2 separate regions of the Mus musculus genome follow, and region 1 is linked to region 2. Evidence: chromatin contacts called from ENCODE Hi-C data. All regions are on one chromosome and are shown on one strand. Each heading gives the region's core, a stretch centred on a gene start or an enhancer-like site at or near the end of the contact. The rest is flanking DNA. Distances are from core to core; before and after follow the strand shown. Region 1 holds the start of Nsun2 (NOL1/NOP2/Sun domain family member 2). Region 2 holds the start of Mterf3 (mitochondrial transcription termination factor 3).

The links. Hi-C counts contacts between places; a loop is a spot of excess contacts on that map.
Region 1: a map of heart shows a loop between it and region 2 (5-fold over the local background). The contact joins the promoter of Nsun2 here to the promoter of Mterf3 in region 2. A Hi-C loop is called at or near these places in 2 of 37 maps with a recorded cell type or tissue (T-helper 2 cell and heart).

The regions. Positions count from the first base shown.
Region 1 is chr13:69,610,432-69,614,207 of GRCm38, reverse strand. Nsun2 (NOL1/NOP2/Sun domain family member 2) reads right to left here and starts at 2,192. Exons shown (of 19, transcript NM_145354.5): 1 at 2,020-2,192; 2 at 1,750-1,907; 3 at 1,166-1,270. The coding sequence starts at 2,115. It overlaps Srd5a1 (steroid 5 alpha-reductase 1), which reads left to right and starts at 2,745. Exons shown (of 5, transcript NM_175283.3): 1 at 2,745-3,241. The coding sequence starts at 2,961.
Region 2 is chr13:66,931,301-66,935,311 of GRCm38, reverse strand. Mterf3 (mitochondrial transcription termination factor 3) reads left to right here and starts at 2,240. Exons shown (of 8, transcript NM_025547.4): 1 at 2,240-2,377. It overlaps Ptdss1 (phosphatidylserine synthase 1), which reads right to left and starts at 2,482. Exons shown (of 13, transcript NM_008959.3): 1 at 1,626-2,482. The coding sequence starts at 1,804.

The DNA.
Region 1 (3,776 bases), core at 943-3,442, 2.7 Mb before region 2:
TTTATATAGAAACTGCTTAAAATATTTTTCTTTTGTGAAAATTTTACCTAAAAATCTTAAATATGAAACCATAATTAAAAGTTTCCTTAAGTTCACTCAGGGTGTGGAGCATCTGAGCTGTTACTGAGCATTTCAGGTATTAAATATGAAATCCTACACCTTCAGAGCCAGGGATCACAGGTAATAAAAGGGCTGTCATGGGAGCAGGAGTGCCTGGCTGCTGGATACAGGGGAAGCCTGACTGAATGTGAGCCTACAGGCAGGCTGCGCTGGGAAACACTGGCACACAAGCCATAGCAACCTGTGATGAGACTGGCAAGCAGAGCTTGTCTTCCCTTCTACTCGGAAACTAGGATGTGGAAAACTGGTCATTGTAAAAAGAAGTTCAAGAAGCAACTCAGGAACATCAAGGAGGAAGCTGGACCCAAGACCAATTAACCAAACTCATTAACTCAATTAACTGCGAGTCACTGATGAACATGTGTACCCCAACCTCATGTTAATAAAAGCACTACAGGAAAGAACATTAAGATGCTTGAAAAGAGGCAGATGATGGGGGCTGGGGAGACGTCTCAGTGGTTAAGAGCACTGGCTGCTCTTCCAGACCAGAGGTCCTGCGTTGAATTCTCAGCAACCACATGGTAATGGGATCCAGTGCCCTCTTCTGATGTGCCTGAAGACAGCCTCCCTGCACTCGTATACATACATACATAAATCTAATAAGGCAGATGATGCTGGTACATGGATTTAATCCACCCAGCAGAGGCAGGTGGATCTGAGTTTGAGACTAACCTTGTCTACAGGTTTCAGAACACCCAGAAATCCTGTCTCGGAAAACAGACAAACAGATGCTTGAAAAATACATCCAGGGACTAGGTACACGGCTCAGCAGTTAAGAGTACTGTCTGCTCTCTCCCTCCCAGAGGTCCTTCCCAGCAACCACATGGTGGCTCACAACCATCTGTAATGAGTCCTGTAATGCCTTCTGGTGTGTCTGAATACAGTGTACTTATATATAATAAACACGTAAATCTTTATAAGAAGAAAAAAAAAGGAAAGTACAACCAAGCTCTTTAAGCCGACAGTGACTTTAGAGCTGAGAAGTGCATTAAAGGGGGTTGGGGACCTAAGAAACACCCAGCACGAGGAAGCATTCTGTACCCACCAGCTTAGTGGTTGTGGAACTTCAACTTTCTGTCCATCTACTTCCAGGTCCTCCAACTCCTTAAAGTACTTGTTCTTCAAGCAATGGAGAATCTCTTTGGCATGGCTATGGAAAAAAAAAAAAAAGCAAGTTTCACAGTCATCTAAGAAGGTGAGTTGGTAAGATTTAATAGCTTTAAGATTGCCAAGTGTTTTAAACGTAAAACCAGTTCTGAGAAGACGTTCCATAAGCGCTCCGGGGTGTGCAGACTTTTTAACACCTAGGCCCTGTTAACATCTAAGAAAGCAACACCATCAATTTTCTAACTCCCTCCAGTTCACTGTTCTGTTGGACACACCTTACAAATAAGGTAAAAGCAATACTGCATTTTGTCACAGCTTCAGTTTTTAATTGCCACGAGTCTTGCGGACAACGTACTTTGACGTGCAAGAGAGGCAAAGATTCCTGCTGCTCTGATGGTCCCCCATAGGACCCAAGTCTTTCCCGGGTCGCGTTTTCTATTCATATTCTAATGTCCCACCGAGGACGTTCCTGTGCACTACAGCCCCCAAGTCCACACCTCAGAAAAGACACAGCAAACGTACCTTTTGTACCCAGTGATTCTCAGTGTGGCTGGGAGAGGTTCTCGGAGTGACTCCATGAATTGGTCCCATTCTCCCTCTGGCACGATCTTGAGTTCCTGATAGTAGTGCTCGAAGAGCTTGTTCTCCTTTACGATCTCGGGATAGCCACCTTCCCAGCCCTGCCAGGAAAGCGACAGGTGAGCAAGCTCCGACCGACACCCGCGAACCCGGCCCACGAGCAAGCTCCGCACGCGCGAGCCCACCAGACACCCCTCTCGTCCCCGCGCCTACCGCCTGGCCTCGCTTTCTGCCGCCGTCGCTGGCGTCTTCCTCGCCCTCAGGCTGCGGCGGCTGCTGGAACCGCCGGCCCCGCGCCCGCCGCCCCATGGCCCACGCGGCTGCACACGCGGAGCGCACACAGCGACCCACCAAACCGCACGCACGCTGCACTTCCGGCTGCATCCCGAGGACCCCGCGGCTGGGTCCTAGCAGAGGCAGTCAAAAAATATGCCTGAAAGACACAACATGCTCCCGCCGAGAACTCACGCAAAAAAAAGGGTGGTATTCCTATAGAGAACGTGTTTCCTCAAATCAACCTTAAACGCCACTGAGCGTGAATCTCCCCGTCTTACACAGAGACTCAGGCACCTGCATGGACGACCTGATCGTAGCGCGTGCGCAGAGAGTCATGGAGTGTTGTCCGATCTGTCGCTGTCCGGGTTAGACTGTGGAGGGGCGTGGTTGCAAGTTAGGCGGGGCGGAGCGAGAGTCTGTTTCGAGCGAAGAGGCGGGGTCTTTGCTGTGTAGGCGGGACTTTGTGGGTGATGCGAGGCTCTGGTGCTCCGCTGTGGCGCTGAGGGGGCGGAGCTCCGGCAGAACTTTTCGCGAGCCAAAGGAGCTCTCAGCCAATGTGTGTAGCGCTCCAAGATCGGGCGGGGCTCTGAGGAGCGGGGCTCGAGACTAAGGCGCCCTCCCCCCGAAGAGGCGTGGCTCCCTGTGTGGGCGGGGTTTTACCCAATCGTTCTCTCGTTTGGATTACGGGCGGGAGGGTATCTTCTGGTGGTGCTAGCCTGTGCTCCTGTCTCCGCCCGAGCAGGTGGCTCGCCCCTCCCCTGGGCAGGTACACCCTGCTGGAGCGCTGGCCCTTGTGGGCTGCTCTGCGCCCTCCTCCTGAGCTTATATGTGGCTCCACTTGGACATCCGAGCATGGAGCACGCTGCTCGACCTCAGCTATGGAGTTGGATGAGTTGCGCCTACTGGATGCGCTAGTCTACCTGGAGGGTTTCCTGGCTTTCGTGGCCTTCGTGGGGCTCCAGATGGTGGGCTCTTCCTACGGCCGCTACTCCTCGCAGTGGTCCGGCCGCCGAGTGCCCGCGCGACCTGCCTGGTTCCTACAGGAGCTGCCTTCAATGGCCTGGCCGCTGTACGAGTGCATCCGTCCTGCAGCCGCCCGACTGGGCAACCTGCCTAACCGCGTCCTGCTAGCTATGTTTCTGATCCACTACGTGCAAAGGTAATGGTCTTCCCTCCTGCGCTTGCTCCCGAGGACCCGCGGCTCAGAGACTTAATTCCGAAATACAAAGGATTGTCTAGAAAGGGAGGTAGAAAGGACCGCACAGAAGCGGTGGAAGTTCGTGTCTGGTCAGGGATAGTGGCACAGTGGTCCGGATTTCTTCCCTGCCCATCTGCAGACTCCGCCCTAAGGAGTATCTGCGATGCCATCCAAGCTGCATTTCTACTGTTTCCCCCTTGGGGAATCTATCCCTGGTAGCCTGTCCCATAGCCAGGTGACCTAGCTTCAGCTTGCTAACAACCTACTCTGGAACCACTGTGGACCCCGAATGTGGACTGGAGCAATTTCAGAGATGTTTTGCTTTCTCTGTGTGAGATGGTATGAATCTTTCCCAGGAGGTGTTATGTGAAAAATGTTTTAGTGACCGCCTCAAGTCTTTGGGTTTTCTAATAAACTGGACTGGACTGTCTCTAGGTCTTATCTTTAACTGACCCAACATTTATTAATAACGTTTAAATGTTTTCATCTAGATTCT
Region 2 (4,011 bases), core at 991-3,490:
CATCTGCAATTTAGTCTATGCTGTCTCATGTGTGGTCTATGTTGTACAGTGCTGTCTCATGTGTGGTCTATGTGGTACAGTGCTGTCTCATGTGTGGTCTATGTGGTACAGTGCTGTCTCATGTGTGGTCTATGTTGTACAATGCTGTCTCATGTAGCATGGCATGCCTCTGGCCTCCCCTTTACGACATACCAGACATTTCTTCAAAACTTATCTTCCCCAGACTTTGACTGATTACTGATAAAAATATCAGGAAAAGCTGGGTGTGGTGGTTCAAGCTTATACTCACAACACTGGGCTAAGGCAGGAGTAAGGGTTAAAGGGTAGCTTAAGCTATACAGTCTAATCCTATCACAAACAAAAAGAAGGGTAAACACTGAGGACACCATATACCAGGTATTCTACTCAACAGTGCACACACTCATTTAGTCTTCCTAATCCTGAAGTGATTACAAACTCTTTATTCATTTTATAGGCATGGACCCTCACACTGAGAACAAAGTTAAATAACTTCCCTAAAATCACAGCCAGTTTTGAAATCTTGGTTACTCTTGGAAGCCATAATGGTTTGGTGGATAGGGTATGACTCCCCTCTCTTTAAAAAATGTAATTCAGATAATATAAATTATAAGACAGAAATAGGGGTGTGTATGTTGTAGGATCCATTAGCTCCTTGGCTGAGGTCAAGGGGCCACAGATACAATAGCTTTGTAAGGTACGAAATACACAGCTATTAGAAGTGATCTGAACATGTGTGTATATTTTTAGGGGAATAAGAGAGCCATGTTATGTTGTGTGCATTTTATGTGTTTTGTTTAGTGTGGTTAGCATTCTCTAGTCTCTAGATAATACACAACTGCTTGCCACTATCCCCTTTCAGCCAGTATTTTAGAGATGCATGAGAGGGCAGGATGTGCCCCTTGTGGTCAGCGGTAGCCTATAGAGTACAGTACATTGGAAATGATGGGTATTGGCTTGTGCTTCATGGGAGGCATCCACTGGGATGTGTGTCAACAGCGACTGCTGATGCTGTGGCATTGAGGTGGTGTTTGAGACTGGGAGAAGAGTTACATTAGATGACTTTGGGAAATGTATATAAAAGGAAAAACAGTGTGGTGCACCTCACATGTACATTTGTGTGTGTGCCTGGTAATACTGAATGCCAGAGGATTTTTCTGTGTATGGTGTGTGTTTTATGTGTGTAGTGTGAGTTGAAGGAGGTTCAATCATGAAATGGTTCATGCCATTTGCTGGAGACAGACCACGGATGAGTGGTTAGAGATCAGAGCCTTCTGATAGTGACAGAGAACGATACAGAGCAAGGGGTGTGGATCACCCAGCTAGGTGACCTGCATGAGTTCCTGGTGTGGTCCGACGTAGTGAATGAGAAAGATGGGATTTGGACATGAGGGGTGGCAGGTGGAAAAGTAGGCGGAGAGGACTGTAAGCCACGCGGTAGGCAGAGGAGCTGTGTGGCCCTTGTGTCCCCGAGCTTGCACGCGTGGAACAGCTACTCACTTCCTTACCACCAGCCACACCTGGCCACCCTCCCCTCTACTGCTTCTCGGTCTGTCGTCTCTGTCCTCCTCTCCCCGGCGCTCCGCGCGACTCCAGGCCAGACTTACCTGGTGAAGGCGAAGTACATGAGGCTGATGATGGTGAAGCTGAGCAGGGTGATGGTGTGCGGCCGGTAGAAGAAGTCTATGGTGATGTCCTCCACTTGCTGCTCGTTGATCATGCGGAAATGCATCCTGTAGTTCACATCATCCTTGCTCAGAGTCCTGCTCCCCACGCAGGACGCCATAGTTCTTCTCCCCGTCCTGCCGCGGCCCCGGAGGCCCCGGCCCTAGAAGGCTGGGACCCCGGCAGCGACGGACCGCAGCAGCGAAGGTGCCTGACGCTGGGGCGGGGTCTGGCACCCTGAGAAGGGTGCTAGCCCAGGGAAGGACCCGCGCGCGAGGGCGGGGTCGCGGCGCCACCACCGCGTCCCGGAGCAGGGGGAGAAGGCAGCCTGAAGAAGCAGCCTAGTAGGGCGACATCGTAGAGCTCTCACCCTCCCCACATTACGGCGGAGTGACTGATCCTGGGAACGCGGCGACCAGCTCCAGGGCCTGCAAACCCCAGGCCAGCTCTGTCCCGGTCCCCCGCGGCGTCCCTTCCCGCGCCGCCGCAGATGGTCTCGCCCATTCGCAGCGCAGCCCACGTGGGGGGCGGTGCCGGCCTAGCGTGGCGAATCGCCGGCTTGCGAAGCTACGGTGCACCGTATCCCCGGCGTAGGTTGCACGGTCGCTGTGAAGCAGGAGCGCGAGACCGCCGCCCGGCCGGATTACTGTCCGGCCTACCTGTACCCAGCAGCGTCCGGGAGCCTCGCGGCTTGGTAGGTATCGGTGACCCGGAGAGGAGGTTCGGGCTCGATCGGTCGGTACCTAAACCTTGTGGTGGCAACGTCGCCGGGCTTGTTCATCAGCTTCAGACTAAGGCCCCGAGGATGTCCCGGCTTCCTGCGGAAGTCCTTCCCGGATAAAGCCGGTTGGTTAAAGAGTCTAAGGACTGCGGCTGCGCTGCCCAGAGGCCCTTTATTACGAAGTGCATCTTTCATCATCGGAGCTCGGGATTAGTTGTAAAGATTTTGAACCTAGAAAAGCCTGTTTCGGCTCTTGTTCCTATTCCTAACAACAAAACAAGAGTGCCCGGTAACCGCTGAGAGCTGGCGTACCCTACTAATGAACTTGAGAGATTTTAAGGATTTTTTTTTTTCTTTTGCCCTCTTAATGTACATACCGTAAGGCGTTATTCACGAGTGCACATCTTTACTCGTTTCTGAGTCCTTTGTGTCTTTATTTGTCCTGGACTCACTTCCACTCAACAAACTGGAACCCTCCAAACCTCTAGCTTGGTGCTGAAAAGACCCTGGGAAGGTGGGTCTCGAGAGGGGGCGGGACTGTGCTGTCCTTCTGCACAGACTATCAATCATTGACATTGCTGAGACAGCAAATTTATGTGAAAAGGAGTGCACTGGCAAGTAAAAGTGGAGGGTGAACATTATTAGTCTTTAGCACTCAGATCTTTGAATGCAAATAGAATTTAACAGAGTCTACTAAATGTGGAAAGGGTATTGAATTTGATTCTGGACAGACTCTAGAATGAAATTGGGGTTCTGGGAGCTGGTTTGTAAGTACCCTAGAGCCCTTATTGTAATCCCCAACATTATAAAAAGTACTTTGATGCTGAGAGTGGACCAGTGTTTTTTTCTAGAATAGCATACGTAAAAGCATGTGGAGAATAGTGTCTGAACCTCCATCATCGTGGGCTACAGTGACATATCCAGTCTTGACTGTCAGGACCCCCACTTGTAGATTGGACCTGCCTGGCTGTGCTGAAGTTTCTCTCGAAGCTTGGTCTTGTCTAGGTGGCACAACTTAGTTCCTACTTTAACTATTTTGGAGATGAGAGGGAGTTTGAGGGGAAAATTGGCAGGCTTGGAAGCCCCTTTCCAACTAAAGTTTAGCAAAAATTGCCTATTCCACAAGGTTATTGCCAACACCGCCTTCCTATACCACTTCAGAAGGAAAGATTTGCCCTTGTATTATTCTTAGCAAGCATCCCCCAACTATAACAAGAGATTAAACTCTCAAATGTTTCTTCCTATTCAGGACATAAAACTATCTGAATCCTCTGGCTAGAGAAACAGAACACAACGGCATAAGTAAGAGTTAATTGACAGTTACAGGTTTTTTGTCTGTTTAGTTGAGAATACTGCTGGCTAACATTTATTGAGCACTTTCCATTTATTCATTTATTTGAGCCGTGTCACACTTGTAGAACTTTGAGCAATCTTGCCTCAGGCTTCTGAGTGCTAGGATTACAGGCATGACCTCCCCACTCCACGCTCCTTTATAGTGATTATTTTAATTAATATTTAGGTATTGTACTCAGTTCTTTCTGCTGTTTTGGTTTTGGAGTTGGTTACTTGTTTGGGTTTTATTCTTTTTCTTTTCTTTTAGGCAGTCT